2 separate regions of the Mus musculus genome follow, and region 2 is linked to region 1. Evidence: chromatin loops called from intact Hi-C (ENCODE). Cell type or tissue: heart. All regions are shown on one strand. Links, peaks and the distances in the headings refer to the core of each region. The heading gives the core; the rest is flanking DNA. Region 1 holds the start of Ralgapb (Ral GTPase activating protein, beta subunit (non-catalytic)). Region 2 holds the start of Actr5 (ARP5 actin-related protein 5).

Region 1 (8,327 bases), core at 63-8,062:
ACCCAACTTAGAAGGTTATTATAAAAGAGATTGAAGACCAGAGTTTGATTCCCAGGACCCACACGGTGGCTCACAACTGTAACTCATTCTGACCCTCTTCTGGTCTTCCTGGGCACCAGTCACAAAAGTGGTGCACAGACAGACATGCACACATGCAAACATCCATGAGCAAAACAAAACAAACAAAAACATTATAAAGAGTAACAAAGTACTGGTGAGACAGAAACGCAGCTCTCATACACTGAAGGAGAAAATGTAAATCAGTACGGACATTATGGAAAGCTTCTTTCAAAAAGCAGAAAAAATATCTACTCAAACGACCTCAGGGGTGGGAGGCGACACATTTAAAGGAACTGAAATCAGGACGCCAAAGGGACACTTGCACTTCCATGTTATGGTAGCGCTTTTCTTTCTTCTTTTTTTTTTCTTTTTCTTTTTTCTGCTAAAGACTTCAACTTTATTGAATAAAAAAAAATTACAAATGATACAGCAATTAGAGCAAAACCAGTTCTTGGAGGGCTGTAACTGTATAATATACAACAACAACAACAACAACAACAACAAATCTAATTGTACCCTCAGTTTTACCAAGTCTACATGTCAATGCCATCCTCACAGTGCAGACTTTCAGGCCACCATCGACCGCAGAGAACAGAATCATTCCAATGTGATATAGGTCTCCTTTCCTACATCCTAGAGCATGAAACGCTTCCAAAGTTAACGCTCCCGTTTCCAGTGTTGAAACAGCGAAATACTTCAAGCAAAGTTCTAATTCTTTCCCGTAGAGTCGAAGCCTCCTGGGCCTCTCTCATCCAGTGTTTGCACTTCCTCTAAGTCTGGATCAAAACTCTGCTCACAGATGAGCTGCGCAGTCTGATCACCTTTTTTCACCTCAAACTTCTGTTTTCCAAAATTAAACAGCACGACACCAACGTTTCCTCTATAATCTTCGTCTACAACACCAGCGCCTACATCTATGAAGTGCTTTTTCAGTGCTTTACCTGAATGCCTGTCTTCACAATGGCTTTCTCCATGGGTGATAATGTATAACCATAGGCACTGTACAGGTAGTAGCCTGCAGTTTTACATCCCTGCATGAATACGGCAGCTTGAAAATTAACCTGAAAGTAGAGTAAGGCATGGGAGGGTCAAATGGAGAGAGGGCAACTAATGGTGCTGAGATGCATAGGATAGATGGAGGAGAAACTTCTTATGTTCTTCCTTGCACAGTGGGAAACCATGGATGACAATAATTAATGAAATATTTCAACATACCCATCGAAGAGCAACTGAGCCCTCTCAACACAAACAATGACACAATAGATACGCTAATTACCCTGTGTGATGGTCAGTTTTGATTGTCCACTTGTCACAGTCTAGAGTCACCTGAGAAGAGTCTCAAGGACAGATTGTCTAGATCAGGTTGGCCTGTGGGGATTGTACTGACTAATTGATGCAGGAGGACTCAGCCCACCGTAGGTGGCACCATTCTCTAGGGTTGGGTCTTGGACTAAGAGTGAACTTGAGGACAGCGTAAACATGCATGCCATTTCTATCTGCTCTTGATTGTCGATGTGACTGGCTGCATTGAGTCCCTGCTGCCTCAACTTCCACACAAATCATGGACTGTAACTTGGAATTATGAGGTAAAGAAACCCTTTCTCCTCTAATCTGCTGATCAGTATTTTACCACAGCAACAAGACACTAAATTAAAGCGCTCTGTCTAGTGTTCATTGCTTACACATTTCTGTCTACTATACATTGTTTGCATAGGTTGAAACGCCACACTGGACTTTATAAATATGTATACCACGTCCAATTACTAGGTGTCAATAAAAAAGAGTATTAAAGCATGATTAAATTTCATGTTATAACGTGGAAAAGAATTCCAGTTCACATTTGTATGTACTATGGCAGCTGAGGTACAGATATATGTGAAAACTTCTGGGGCTGGAGAGATGGCTCAGGGGTTAAGAGCACTAACTGCTCTTCCAGAGGTCTGGAGTTCAATTCCCAGCAACCACATGGTGGCTCACAACCATCTGTAATGGGGTCTGATGGCCTCTTCTGGTATGTCTGAAGAGTGCAATGGTGTACTCATAGATATAAAATAAATAAATAAATAAATTTCTAAAAAAATGTAAAAAAAAAAACCAAACCAAACCCAAACCAAAAACTTCCTAGCTGGGTAGTTAGGAGTTTTAAAACTTCTATTTGTTCTACTTCTATTCTCTTTTACAACAGTTCATTTTTGTGTATGAAATAAAAATGATAAGAGAGCCTCGAGTTGGAACTGAGCACAACTTCTTTCCCTCATTTAAAGGAATGGAAACCTCTCTCCCCTGTAGCTTCCCTACAAAAAAACTAAAGAACTAAGTCTGCCATGAATTAAACTCTCAAGGTGGAGGGACTAGAGGTATTTTCATTTTTCCAAGTCCTTTTTTTTTTTTTTTATTTTGAGACATGGCCTTATGTAGCCCAAGCTGGCCCAAAGCACTCTGTGTAACAAGTTCAAGGATGAATATGCTACTACATATGGTTTGTGTAGTACTGGGAATCAAACCCAGGACCTCAAACACACCAGGCAAATACTCCACCAACTAAGCTATGTCTGCAGTTCCATGTGCTTTAAAAAGATTCCCAGTCCTCCGTGTCTGTCACTTTTCCAATTCCCATCACCCACTCCTCTTCAACCCTATCAGTCTGATCTTCCATAGATGTTCAATATTCGGTGTTAGGAATGTGGTCGCAAGTAACAGAAAACTCAATGGATTGTGGTATAAATAAGGCCCACCACCCTCTTTAAAGCAGGAAAGGAGTACAGAGTCCATGCAGTTTCCTTGGTGTGTCCTAAAGAGGCAGGTTTCTTTGCCTTGTTTTACATTTATAGTAGAGTCTTCTGCAAGATCTCAGAATGACTGCCACATCTCCTGGCATTGTATTATACCATGGTTCCAATCATGAAGTTGGGGAAAGTTGAAGGACACAAAATTTCTCAGGACTTCCTTTATATCCTAAGTCTCCCTTGGAACTTTGGTTTATGCTTTATGGACTAGAACTTTGTTTCACTGGTATGCTGTCAAGCAGGGGAGGGGGCTTTGCTTTTTGGCCTCTGTAGTGTAGAAGTGGGAAGGAGAGAGGGGCTTGGAATAGTGACCATGTGATAAAGCACTTATCAAAAACTGTCTAATTGAACTTTACTGCTTCATCCACACACTGTCCTGGCACATTGTTACCCACCCCTTCCCCTCTTCCTGTAGGTGAGGTTGTGGTCTTAAAGAATCCTTGTTTTATCTCTTCTACGAGGGCACTAGTTTCTTCTTCACTCCTACTTGGTTCATGGTCTCTTCTGAGGATGACAGTCACCGTTTTCTCTGCTTTCCATACAAATGTGTTTTTTGCACAGCCTAACACCCTGATCCCTCCACCTCTGAGTTCCAAGGTCAGTCACAAGGCCAGGCTCTCTATGAAGCTGTCTCCATCCCTCTTTCCTCTCAGCCTGACACGTGGGGAGTACGTCTAAAATGTTGTTACTTTCCTCGTGGAAGTTGAAACGAAATTCTTGACAGTGGTACTGTTTGCAAAACGTCCGGTGCATGGCAGGTGCTCGAACTTGTATCTCTTGTTAGTAATAGCTTATCTCCCCGATCAGATACAACTCGTTGGTGACAGGTTCTGAATCATCCTTTTAAAGCACGTCAGGCCTGGCGAGGACATTGCCCATAATAATGCTGCGCCCATGTAATAAGGGGCTGGGCAAAGGAAGAGCTACAATGCTGAGATGTGAGACATTCCTTTAGCCTGAATGGTAGCCAACTTTTCATAGAGAAGCCCCTTACTCTTCTGCACTAAGAACATGTAGAAGCCAGATTGCTTCTGGAGCTGGCACCGCGATGACGTAAGTGTCCGTCACTTTACTCCTCCCACTCCACCGAAGCCCGAAAGGGGGCGGTGTGGGCAATCGCGCTTCGCGCGGCCCTCTGGGACGGCTGCGCACGCGCAGCTTCCGGCTCCAGGCTCGGAGACTTATTTGACGCTGCCCACTCGGTCCCTTCAGAAGTCGCGGGTCAGCAGCGCCGCGCAGGCGCAGTAGTCCCTTCGGCTGGGGAATTATTTGACGCCACCGCCCCTGGCAGTCGGAAGTTGCTTGAACGGAGCCCAGCCGGCCGGCCAAGCGACCGGTGTTCGTCGTCCCCTGGGCGCCCTGGGAGAGTCACTGACGGGTGGACGGACTGACTGCCGGTGGAGGGCCGGCCGGGGCAGTGGCAGCGCGGGCCGGATGGCGCGGGTCGCGTGAGGCGGCAGGCCGAGTGCGGCCCGCGGTGCGCCCGCCCAGCGATGCGGGCCCCGCCCGTCGCCTCAGGTACGCGGCGGCCGGCGCGGTGCGGCCGGACCCTCCCCTCTCGCCGTGCTTTTTTTTTTTTTTTTCCCTCTCCTCAGCAGCTACTGAGGCAGGGGCTCTTTGAACCTCCGCTGCTCCCGGGGCCGAGCGTCGGCGGGCGCATTCCTGGGTTCTGAAGTGGCCGCACCGGGCGCGGGAGCACAGTCCTGGCCCGCGGATTCTGCCGGGTGTGAGCGAACCCGGGAGGGTCGGACTGGCGGAGCGCCCCCCTGGCAGCCTGGGGACAGGGGCGGGTCTGGAGTGGCAGCGGCAACTCCGGGGAGGATGCGGTCCACCGAGGGGCAGGTGGAGTTGCTGCCGTCCGGTGAGGATGCTACTGCCCAGGGCACGGTGACGCTTGCGAGGAGAGTAAACAGCCACCCTCCGCAAATGCTTGCTTTCCGCCAGGCCCAGGCCAGATAGGGAATTTGAGCACCCTGCACGGCAGGACTGTTACCCCATTCTACGGACCAGGCAACCGAGGCCCAGAGCGATCGGGCGCCTTTGGTGCCCAAGGTCATAGAGCTGGGTAATTTGAACTCAAGCAGCCTTGACAGTCCGATCCAGGTTCTTAACCAATTAGGTCATTGGATGTCCAACTTTGATGCACGGTAAAAATCACTTGGGGAGTTTTGAAAAGATTCCTGGTGCCATAGCACCTCAAACTAATTAAACCACCATGTCTAGAGGGTAGGGGGAGACAAATACTAGTATCTTTCTAGTATTTGTCTTTCCGGAGATCCCCTAGTGGTTCTGGGCTATAGTGAGGTTTGACAAGTGTGAAAGCATGTAATCTCAGAGGTCTGACAGTGCCTCTCCAGTTTATGTGTGCAGGAGGATGCTTGTTAAGATCGTGGATTCCACTGGCAGAAATTCATATTGTCACTCCCTTCCCCCCAGCGCGCCCTTGTTCTATTGCTGGAACTCTCCATTTCTCTGCCTCAGCCTCCTGAGTGCTAGGATGGTAGCTGTTCACTAAGAGAGAACTTTTCCTTAGATCCACAGACTACCACCCCTTTGGTAGGTAGGCCTCCTTGAGGGTGAGACCCAATTATGGATTCTTAGCAGAGCTTTTAAAAAAAATGTATACATTCCTTGCAAAAACTGTTGGTTTACAATTTCCCATAATATACGGCACTCATGGTTATGGTTTCTCTAGCCTCTGGACTTTTGCATACACTGTTCTTTCTACAAGACAGGCCTCCGTGTTTTCTCAGCACCCTACCCGAACACATACACCTTCTCATATGCATCAATTCTGTCTATTGCCCAGCTCTCAACAGTCCCTTCAAGATCCTCTGCCTCCCCTGAGCCCTGCCCATCTTGGCATTATTGTAGAGTAGCTGACCACATGTTTTTCTGTGTTGTACTCCTAAGCTCTTCTGTAAGGTTTTGATGGCAGGGACCATGCTTTTCTTGGTGTCTGTCTGTCTGTCTGTCTGTCTCTCCCTCTTGGAGTACTTTGACATCGAGGCCGACAAACATTTTTTGAATATAGTGTTTAGTCCCTTTATGTCATAGACCTCATGCCGCAGAGGCATCTGTTTTCTTTTTTTATAAAAGATATTTGCTGTTCTTAACATTAGGGTTTTTTTTTCCTTTTTCCTTAGGAATACTCTAGTTAAGTTTATTCATTTATTCAGCAGATGAATAAAATGTTGAATTCTTATCCATGACAAGGCACGATGTAAGACCATGTTCCAGCAACATTGGTTGGTTTAGCTGCGTGAGGTGGCACACGCCTTTAATCCCTGCACTCAGGAGGAAGAAGCAGGTGTATCTCTTTAAGGCCAGCCTGCTCTGCACAGTGAGTTAGTGACAGGATAGCCAGGGCTCCATACAGAGGCCTGCCTCAAACCTCCACCCAACCAATCAACACACAAAAACAAACAAAACAAGAACATTGGTGAATTTTATTGTTAACTTCCATGTAGACAGTCTATTCTATAGTGAGAGACTTTTTATTGCCATTGGGGTTTTGCATGTGGCCTTTCCTCATTGTCTAAAAGAAGTGTTGTCTAGATGCTATTGCCTTGTATGTATCAACGCACGCAGTTATAGTTCATCCCATCTGATGGGAGACAGTCAGCTCTGTATCAGAGCAACAATACAGACTCGGTGTAGTTTATTACATAATGTCTGAACTGCCATTGCTGCACATGCTTACCAGTTTTAAAGGAAGTCAGTGCAATAATTCTCATTGCTTCTGTTTTTAGTACCGCCCCCTTTTTTGGTAAAATTTATTTTTATGTTTATGGGCATTTTGATTGCATGCATGTATGTGCACTACTTGGATGTCTGGTGCTTGCAGAGGCCAGAGGAAGGTGTCAGGTCCTCTGGAACTGAAGTTACAGAGGGTTGTGTTCAGGTTCCATGCAGTTGCTGGAACTTGAACGTGGGTGCTCGGCCAGAGCAGCCAGTAAGTGCTCTTAACCACTGAGTCAATTCTCTAGTTCTTTGTTCTTGGTTATTCTTAAAGCCGTATGAGATTAAGTAGATTAAATATTATAAGGTCATTATGAAGAAGTTTGTTTACAATGAAGAGTCCCCCTACCCCTATCTTTTTATATTGGTATTGGGGGTTGAGTACAGACCTTCTATGCAAGTGCTGTACCACTGTGTTTTGATTCCCATTTTATTTTATATGTGTGTGTGTATACATTTTTTTAAATTCAATTTTATTATTTTTTCTGAATACTGTTTTACTATGTAGCCCTGGCTAATCTAGAAATGGCTATGTAGACCATGATGTTCTTGAACCCATGGAGGTTTGTTGTCTCTACCTCCTGAGAGATTAAAGGCATGTGCCACCATACCTAGCTATAATTTTTTATTTTGAAACAAGGTCATACCAAGCTATCTGGGTTGACCTTGAACTTAGTCTGTAGCTTAAGCAGGCCTTGAATTTAGGGTCCTTCTGGCTCAGCTTCCTAAGTAGCTGGGATTGCAGGCCTATACCAGCATGCCTAGATGGGATATTTCTCCCCAGTTAAATGTGATGTGTATAGATTGGATAAAAATACATATTTCATAAAGTAATTTTAACAGTATAGTATTGTTAGGGGAAGGTTCTCTTGTCTCTTATATACGGTTTGCTTGGTGTTTAGGCTGAGGCTAATAGAGAAAGTGATGGGATGAAAGGTGTTAAATTTAGCCTCTCAAGAAACTTGGCCTTGTTCTCTTATCAGATACAGACAGAGTTTCCAGTTCTAGTCTTGGCACGTGGAAGAAAGTCAGTTTTTTAAAGCTTGAGGTTAAAGTTTTTAGTTGACTTCCACTGTATGGGTGAAAATGTTCACACGCTCAGTTAGTGACCAAAAGTAGCTGTAATCACAGTAACCTATGACTTTGGCAAGAGTTGTGTCTGAATTGAGGAACCTGCCAGTGTTGTTCTGGACATGGACAAAGATCTTTTAGACAGAATGACTGGTTCTTGTTGTATAAGATAAAGTTTTAAGCTGGCTGTTCTGCTCACACCTCTAATCTCTGATAAAGCAGGCAGATTGGGACAAGGTTGAGGCCACCCTGAGGTGTATAGTGAGAACCTATCTCACCTCCTTTTTCCAAGATGTTTTAGAGGTAGTATCTACATAGTTCAGTTTTAACTTTTTATAGATAGATTGTGCTAAAGCTTCTAGGCTACTCAGGACTGGAAACACCAGCCTTTCCCCTAGACTGTGTCCTCTTCCATGTGGTCCCTGCTGTCCCTCATGTGACATACTCTTTGTTGACAGGCGATTGGAATGGGAAAGCTGAACAGTGTAATTTGTATTTATGCATTTAAGACTAGAACGGTAGTGAGTGTTTGGCATGTGACATGCATTTTGTTATAGCAACTGGAGGTGTTGAGTGTAAGACACAACTTCTGTACTTAAGTTCTGTAGTTAGAATTGCAATAAAAAGCATCGTGCCTTAAGCATCCCTGTGAAATAGAATTTTCTGTCA
Region 2 (8,327 bases), core at 328-8,327, 220 kb after region 1:
AGACAGCTTGATGAATTTTTACAAACTCACTAAATATTCATTTTAGCTGCCACTCCCAGAAACTGAAGTTAGTAGTACCTCAGAGTTTGGAGTTTGACTGGGCCCTTGAGGGCCCTGAGTTCCATCCCTGGAACCTATTGGGTGAAGAGAACAGGCATCTTGGCACGCTCCCACACCCATCACGCAATAAATAAACAAATGAACAGAAAAAGAAGTCAAAGGGGAAGGAGATTAGCTTAACACGGTCACAAAACTAAGGGCTAGATCTGCAAGGCTATGCAGACAGAGACCAAGGGAGAGTAAGGGGACAGGGAGGGGCGGAGTCCAGCCCAGTGTGGGTGGAGCCTTTGGTCCCTTAGTTAGAGCAAGGGGCGTGGCTACGCCTCCATGTTCGGAGCTGGGGGCGGGGCTCGTGGACAGCCAGTTAGCGCGAAGAGGCGTGGCCACAAGGAGGCTGTTGCGGACAAGCTGGAGCTACGGTTGGACTTGAGGCCTGGATCAGCGGGGAATAGAAACCCACAGAAAGTTCTGGAGCGCCAGGCGGGAATCAGGTGCTGAAACCAGCGAGTCCTCCCGTAAGGAGGAGGCTTCCGGACGCTTCGGGGCCCAGAGACTCAGACGCGGCCCGGGGTTTCGTGACGCACTCGGCTTCGGGGCGGGACCGGCGCTGGCCAAGATGGAGGCCAACGTGTTCCGCTTCCGAGATGCCCGCTCTGCTCCGGATCCCGTGCTCGAAGCCGGGCCGGTGGCCTTCGGGTCGCAGCCGGTGCCTCTGGTGCTGGACAACGGGTCGTTCCAGGCTCGGGCCGGGTGGGCGTGCCCCGGGCCGGACCCCGGTCCCGAGCCTCGCCTGCAGTTCCGCGCCGTGTGTGCGCGCGGCCGCGGCGGGGCGCGCGGCGGGCCGGGGCCGCAGGTGGGCAACGCGCTGGGAAGCCTGGAGCCTCTGCGCTGGATGCTGCGCTCGCCCTTCGATCGCAACGTCCCGGTCAACCTGGAACTGCAGGAACTGCTGCTGGACTACAGCTTCCAGCACCTCGGCGTCTCCTCGCAGGTGAGGGCCTGCCGGGCAGGGCGCGCTCGGCTTCAGCCGTCATGCCAGGCAGTAGGGTATTGAACACAAGTTCGTCAGCCTTGTGCTAGGAGCTAAGGGTACACCACGAAGTCTTTATCTTCCAGAGGATGGGCTGTCTCAGGCACAAGGGTCCAGTTTGCAATAGTCCAAGTGAGATGAGTTTTACCAGCACCAGTCCGATCCTGGAAGTATTTTGAAGATAAAACCAACGGGGTTTATCAGTTAACAGTTTAGCCAAAGCTTGACTTAATAAACTTAAAATGAACCGGGCATGGGTTCACGGCCCTTTAATCCGGGCACTCGGTAGGCAGAAGCAGGCAGATGTTTGTGAGTTCAAGGCCAGCCAGGGCTACACAGAGAAACCTTATCTTAAAAAAACAAAAAACCAACAGACAGACAGACCTACGAAAAGCTTAAATTGATCATGTTATTTTGGCTTCCCAAAATAATCTCCAATAGAGATGAAATGTATTCTTTAAAATGGCCCGTGAGCACCTTTTAAAAGATGTATTATTTCAAAGTTATATGTGTGAGAATGTGTACAAGAGTGTAGGTGCCTTAGGCAGGTGATCTTCTGTGACTGGAGTCAGAGATTAGGTGCTGGGAAACAGAGTTGGGTTCTAATGTGTTCTCTCTAGTCCTCGTGTCTGGCCTTGAGTGTCTCCCTCCACGACCTCGTGTTTTAAATTAGAGTTCAAAAGTAAATTCTGTCCTGCGTAAGGATTTGGGGTTATTTTTGCATTTCATGCATGCTTCCGTTTGTCTCTTTGTGCTTGTCTTTCAAAGTAGGGCTGCGTTGATCATCCCATAGTTCTGACAGAGGCTGTGTGTAACCCCCTCTACTCCCGTCAAATGATGTCGGAGCTCCTTTTCGAATGCTACAGGATCCCGAAGGTTGCCTATGGGATAGACAGCCTCTTCAGCTTCTACCACAACGTGCCCAAGAATGCCCTTTCCAGCGGCCTCATCATTTCATCCGGCTACCAGTGCACACACATCTTACCGGTCTTGGAAGGGAGGTGAGCTGTGCCGTGGCATTGTGTGGGAGAAGCATCGTTTTAGGGCTGCCTGGAATCATGGGACGTAAAAGGTGCCTGTTGGAAAGTCTGGGAAGTGCTAGGTGGTTTAACTGAGCTGGGCTCAGACCTACATCAGTGAGTGCCTTCAGAAGTTACTCTACCTGCCCTTTGGGACCTCCTGGAGGGACTTCAAGTTGGTCTTATGTCTGATTGACAGTTATACAGTGTTACAATTCTGATTTATGGGGGAACAGTTAACATGATACCTGCCCATAGGAGGCATTCAGTAAGCATGGTTTGAGTAAGTTATTCCATTATATTTCTTTCTTTCTTCTTAAAATTTGTGTGTGTGCTTATGCATGCAGGAGCACACCTGTGTCTGTCTGTCTGGATTTGACAGTGCTTGACAGGAAGCTGGAAGCAGAGAACTGTATAAGGGCATTGGTTCTCTGTTTCCACCATGTGGGTCTTAGGAATTGAACTCAGAGGTCCTCAGCCTTGACAGCAAGTGCCTTTACTGCTGGGCCATCTCCCTTTCTCTTAGTTGAATCATTTAATTTAGACCATCTTGGTATTCTGGAGTTAATTTTTAATTAAGATTTTTTTGCCCCCCCCAAAAAAAAAACTTGCACTGCCAACTCTTTAATTCATATTGTCCATACCTTTTATTTTTGGTTACATTGCCTAATACATACTAGGCAATTCTAGAACTGTTTAGTAGAATAAAAGACAGAGATGGTTTTAGTCTGTTCATGTCTGAGTTTAGTTTTGTTTTATTTTCTTGTGTGATGAAGCTAGCATTGTGCCCTTAAAAGTTCCCACATTGCCAGAAGGGCTGTGTGCCGCAGGCAGCGAGCCCTGGCTCTAGCGTGGACGCTTAGCTTTGCAGCCCTGCTAAGATGAGGCTCTGGTCCCTTTACCAGCCAGCATGTATGTGCTTGTTCGTCTGATTGTGGAGAGAAGCAGTTCCCAGGAAGCTTGTGAAATCAGACTCTTAAGGCCCAGAGCAAGTAGCCCTTGGGATTGGCCTGCTTGACCATTTTATTATTATTATTTCTAGGCTACGTGTTCCCAGGAGCCCCCAGAAGAACACACTTGTCACATGTCACTTAGACATCCTACTGAACTGTTTTTTGTTTTGTTTTTTAAATTGAGACAGGGTCTTTACATAGCCCTGGAACTCACTCTATAGACCAGGCTGGCCTCTGCCTGTGTCTGCCTCCCAAGTGGTGGGATTAAAGGCATGTGCCACTACTGGCCTAAACCGCTTTTCTGCGGTAGAAGCTAAAGGGCCACATGCCGGGGTCTGCAGTAGGAGTTCTGGCGTTGGGTAAGAGGCTGAACCAAGGGAATCTTCCTGATATGGTTTTAGGTGTCCTCACCCTCCACTAGTCTAGTCTGCCCCTTTGTCTGAATTCAGTTCTGCTTTCCAAGATGGTCTACATTTTGTCTTTTCTGCTGCATTGACTCTCAGTGTTGTTCTTTATTACTTCGGTATAGGCTCGATGCCAAAAACTGCAAGCGCATCAATCTTGGAGGAAGTCAGGCAGCTGGCTACCTGCAGCGGCTTCTCCAGCTGAAGTATCCAGGCCACCTGGCAGCCATCACACTCAGCCGCATGGAGGAGATCCTGCAGGAGCATAGCTACATTGCCGAGGACTACGGGGCAGGTGACACAGGGGGCCATGGCGGGTGATACAGAGGAACTTGCTCCAGGTTTCCAACTCTGTTGACCGTGAAGGGTCCTTGACTCTTGCTCGCTCAGATCCACCTCTGCTTTCGGTGCTCACATGGTGAGAGTATTAAGTAAACTAATTGTCATAAACATAAACTATGTTGTCCCGTCACACAACATAGCTTTTGCAGTTTGCCTCTGTGGAGTCCAGTGTTCGAAGACAGCCAGGGCTACACAAAGAAACCCTGTCTTAAAAAGCCAAAAAAAAGTTTGACACCAATTGAAAATGCTTTATCTCACATCCTTAGAGTGATGTCAGAGCACCTCTCAGTCTCCCACATATCCTGAACTTTTCTTTTTGAGTCAGAGTCTCCTTATATAGCTCAGGCTGGCCACTGTCCCTCAGTGTGGTCTCAGATCCTCCATCTTCCTGCCTTAGCCTCTAAGTATCTCAATCTTTTGGTTTGTTTGTTGGTTTGGTTTGCTTTTTTCTGAGACAGGTTTCTTTGTATATTCCTGGCTGTCCTGGAACTCAACTCTTAGACCAGGCTGGCCAAAGACTCATAAAGATTCGCCCGCCTCTGCCTCCCAAGTGCTGGGATTAAAGGCGTCACTGCCACCGCTCAGGGTGGAGGTAGGAGGATCAGATATGCAGGGTTATCTTTGTGTCACAGTGAGCTCAAAGCCTGCAAAGACTGTGTGAGATGCTGCTTCAAAGAAACCAACCTGCAGGCGGAAGGATGAATGGCTCAGAGCACTTGCTGCTTTTGCAGAGGTCCTGGGTTTCCTTAGGAGTGGCTCACTATCATCCCTGATTCCAGTTTCAGGGGATCTGCTGCTCTCTACTGGTTTCAGTGGGCATGTACATAGTGCCCTTAAACACGCGCATACACAGAAAATATAAAGAAGTGGTGTTTAAAGAGACCAAAAAAAAAAAAAAAATTACACAGAGGCATACAAAAAGTAATCCTAATTGTGTTTAAAAACAAACAAACAAACCATAAGACATAAAATTTACCATCAGCCTTTCCTCCCTGCACCCCTCGCCCTCTCTCCTTTCAGACAGTCTCCTGTGTAGGCTCAGCCTAACGTCACATGTCTGGCTCTTCTGTCTCAGCTTCCCAATTGAAGGGTTCATCTTAACCATATTCGGAGAATTAAGTGGTGTTTACAAGCTGTGTGTTCAGAGCACTTTTGTTAAGCACCTGTGGTTTATGAGGTACAAAGAAACTGGGGAGATAGACATGGAAAGAGAATTTGTGAGTGTGGGCTCCCTTTTCTTGATATACTTTGATACTAGCTTATTTTTGCTTTTGTTTATGTAGTCCTAGCTCACAAACATATGTAATCCCAGATCCAGGGGGGCTGATGCCCTCTTGTGGCTTCCATGAGCCATGCAGGTAGTTCCTGTTCAAATGCAGGCAAAACACTCCTGCACAGAATAAGTAAACAAACCAACCAGCATTTGATTCTGTGTGTTTCCCTTTTCAGTGCTGCTGCTGTGTCCGCATCCCATGGGTTTTGATAAATTTCCTTACTTGTTACTGAGTTTACAAATATTTTCTAATTTCTTTAAGTGATTGCTTACAAATATGTTGTGAAATGCCTTCCTGTGATTTATCATTGGTTCAGTCCCATTATAGTGAAAGGACTTTGTTTGATGTCTGCTAAGCTTGTTTATTGCATGACCCGGCATGTCGTCATCTTTGGCAGAAGTTCCTCACACACCTGAAGAGCGTGCACTGTGCTCTTGTGGCTTTGGTGTTCAGGTGTCCTTTGGTGTCTGGTGGTGATGGTGGCCAGCACTTGGTCACCTGCCTTCTACTAGTCCTGTTGATAATTGGGAGGAGTGTGTTGCTGCCACTAGGAGTGGTGGTGGGCGTCCCCACTTCTCCTCTGTTCTGTCACTGAGGACAACATTGACAAGATGAGCACGCGTGTTTCTGAACTGTGCTCCCAGCCCAGATCTGTCAGAGTGTGCTGTCAGTTTGTGACTTTGTCTTGTTAGTTTCATATTTAACATGGTCATAGCTTCCTGTCAGCTGACCTTTTGTCATTCTGTAGTGTATTTCATTTTATTTCTTTTTCTTTTTCTTTTAGACACACCTTTAATCACAGCATTAGGGAAGCAGAGGCAGGTGGATTTTGAGTTTGAGGCCAGCCTGGCCTGTTAGTAAATTCCAGGCTAGCCAGGTATCCATAGTGAGATCTTATCTGAAAATAACATTGGCAACAAGGCACCCAGCTTTCTTTTGAATGCAGTTTACATTGGCATATCTTTCCTTTCATTTATTAAGCAACAGGGTCTCGTGTGGCTCAGGCTAACCTCAAAATTCCCTTGAATGTGTGAAGACAACCTTGAACTCTCAATCCTTCTGCCTCCTCTTCTCAAGTGTTAAGATTGGGGGCAGGCGCCACCATCCCCTGCTTGTATCCCTTTACCTCTGATCTACTTAGTCAATGTCATCAAGATGCGCTTGTGGTTGTGTTATAATAAATGTTCATTACTCTTTCCATGGGGATGGCAGCTGGGCCTTGCGCCCCTCAGCAGCCTCCTGTGTGTGCTGGGACCGTTTGCAGTTAGTGTATTTGTGTTTGAATTCGGCATTACTATTTTATTCTTGTCCTTTTTTCTCTGCTTTTTAGGTTATTGGATTCCTTTTATTTTACTTTTGAGGCAGGCTCTCACTGTGAGCTCTGGCTGGCCCGGAGCTCACTGTATAGTCCATGCTTAGCTTGAACTGAGAGATCTGTGAACTAGTTCCTGGGGTTCAAGGTGAACATCACCTTGGTCAGCTAGACTTTTTTTTTCCCCCTTGTGCCTGTATTACTTAGGTGGTTACTAGAGAATTCAGGCATGCATAGCTTTTCCTCATCTGTGTAGATTAAGTATTGGTCAGGGTAGCAGTGTTAGCCCTAGGCTTCTGAGTTAAAGTGTCTCCCATATTAACCCTGTGAACGCTGGGAGCTGGTCAGACAGTGATGTTACTAGTTTTAGTTCCAGTTATCGATCAAGTTTTAAGGCACTCATGAGGCAGTCAGCCCGTGAGTTTAACAGTCTTTCCCCTGCTCTGGCAGTTCCAGCTTTCCTGTGTGGTTTCTGTCTGCAGACCCTCGCAGCAGGTCTTTGTGTGCCTGGGTGTGTTCAGAGGTTCAGAGTTCGTCCACTCATGGCTGGCATCGACTTTTCACTTCATTGTTCTCTAACTCCCTTAAACTGTTTGTTTGAAGAATTGCAGAAGTGGCAGTGTCCCGATTACTACGAGAACAATGTCCACAAGATGCAGCTCCCGTTCTCCAGCAAGCTCCTGGGCAGCACACTGACGGCGGAGGAGAAGCAGGAGCGGCGGCAGCAGCAGCTGCGCCGGCTGCAAGAGCTCAACGCCCGGCGGAGGGAGGAGAAGCTGCAGCTGGATCAGGAGCGGCTGGAGCGGCTGTTGTATGTGCAGGCAGGTGATGTCTGTGGCGCTGGACCCTGGCCTTGCTCTGCGAGGTGCTCTCTTCCTGTCTGGTTCCCTTAGACATAATGTGCATTGGCTGTTGTCACCTTGAATTAGGGAGTCCAGAGACCAGAATCATGGAGATGGTTAGCATGCACAGCAGCAAGTGGCTGTAGAGAGCTGTGGACTCAAGCTCTGTTTATTGATTCATTTTCTTGTTTTTGAACTTTTCCATTAAGTGCAGCATGCACATACCTTAGGGTGGGCCTCCCTGTGAATGTCACAAAGTAACACTGCCCCTGCTGCCAGATTGAGGAGCAGCTGTCATCTCCTCTCAGTGACTTCTTCCCTCTTTGATGTCTGTCAACTTAGATTAGTTTTGCCTAATTAAGTAGTGCTGAAAGCGGTGTGCGATGCTAGCAGGCCCAGACAGCTGGAGAGGAGGGCGGGTAGGAGTGTGGTGGGAGCTTGCAGGGCAGTTCTGCTGGGGACTGACTAGGGCCCCCCGCCTGCACTTCTGCTGGCTTCCTAGCTGCCTTCCCTTTGTTGATGACCACACTGCCCGTCTCTGAGAGTGACTTGTGACTGCTCTGGTTTTAGGAGCTCCTAGAGGAAGGACAGATGGACCAGTTTCACAAAGCTCTGATCGAGCTGAACATGGACTCCCCAGAAGAACTGCAGTCCTACATACAGAAGCTCACCTTGGCGGTGGAGCAGGCCAAACAGAAAATCCTGCAGGCCGAAGCCAGCCTGGAGGTGGATGTGGTAGACAGCAAGCCAGAGGTGACTGGGCCTGGGGAGGGAAGCCCCTTGGTCCCTTAGGCTTGGTGACAAGTGCGTTCACTCACCAAGCCATCTACCCAGCCTTAGCTTCCTCTTTTTGAGATGGGATTTCATATAAGGGCTACGCTGGCCTTGAGCCTAGCATGTAGCCGAGATGACCTTGCACTTCTGATCCTCCTGCTTCTGCCTCCCCAGTGCTGGGATTTTAAGTGTGTGCTGCCACCATGATCGGCTAATGGGGTGCTGGGAGTCAGAGCCTGGTACTCTACCACCATTCACGCTACCCCCCAGCCCCCAAGCCATTGAGTCGGCTTGCTTTAAACTCTAGAACGATACCA

What was found. Peaks named below come from ENCODE experiments on the same cell type or tissue, not always from the same donor. Only the 100,000 strongest peaks of a DNase experiment are listed, where the experiment ranks them.
Region 2: it touches region 1 in a loop (2.5-fold over the local background); 2 of 42 quality-filtered maps call a loop at or near these places.

The regions. Positions count from the first base shown.
Region 1 is chr2:158,405,740-158,414,066 of GRCm38, forward strand. Ralgapb (Ral GTPase activating protein, beta subunit (non-catalytic)) reads left to right here and starts at 4,114. Exons shown (of 30, transcript NM_001291138.1): 1 at 4,114-4,364. In heart, for the core only: a CTCF peak has its summit at 3,951; DNase peaks (open chromatin) are centred at 4,072, 4,742 and 4,772; H3K4me3 peaks cover 2,246 bases; H3K27ac peaks cover 1,668 bases.
Region 2 is chr2:158,624,466-158,632,792 of GRCm38, forward strand. It overlaps Actr5 (ARP5 actin-related protein 5), which reads left to right and starts at 448. Exons shown (of 9, transcript NM_175419.4): 1 at 448-1,051; 2 at 1,862-2,091; 3 at 3,592-3,761; 4 at 6,998-7,215; 5 at 7,807-7,989. The coding sequence starts at 677. In heart, for the core only: CTCF peaks have their summits at 453 and 5,142 (motif pointing left); a DNase peak (open chromatin) is centred at 426; H3K4me3 peaks cover 1,393 bases; H3K27ac peaks cover 906 bases.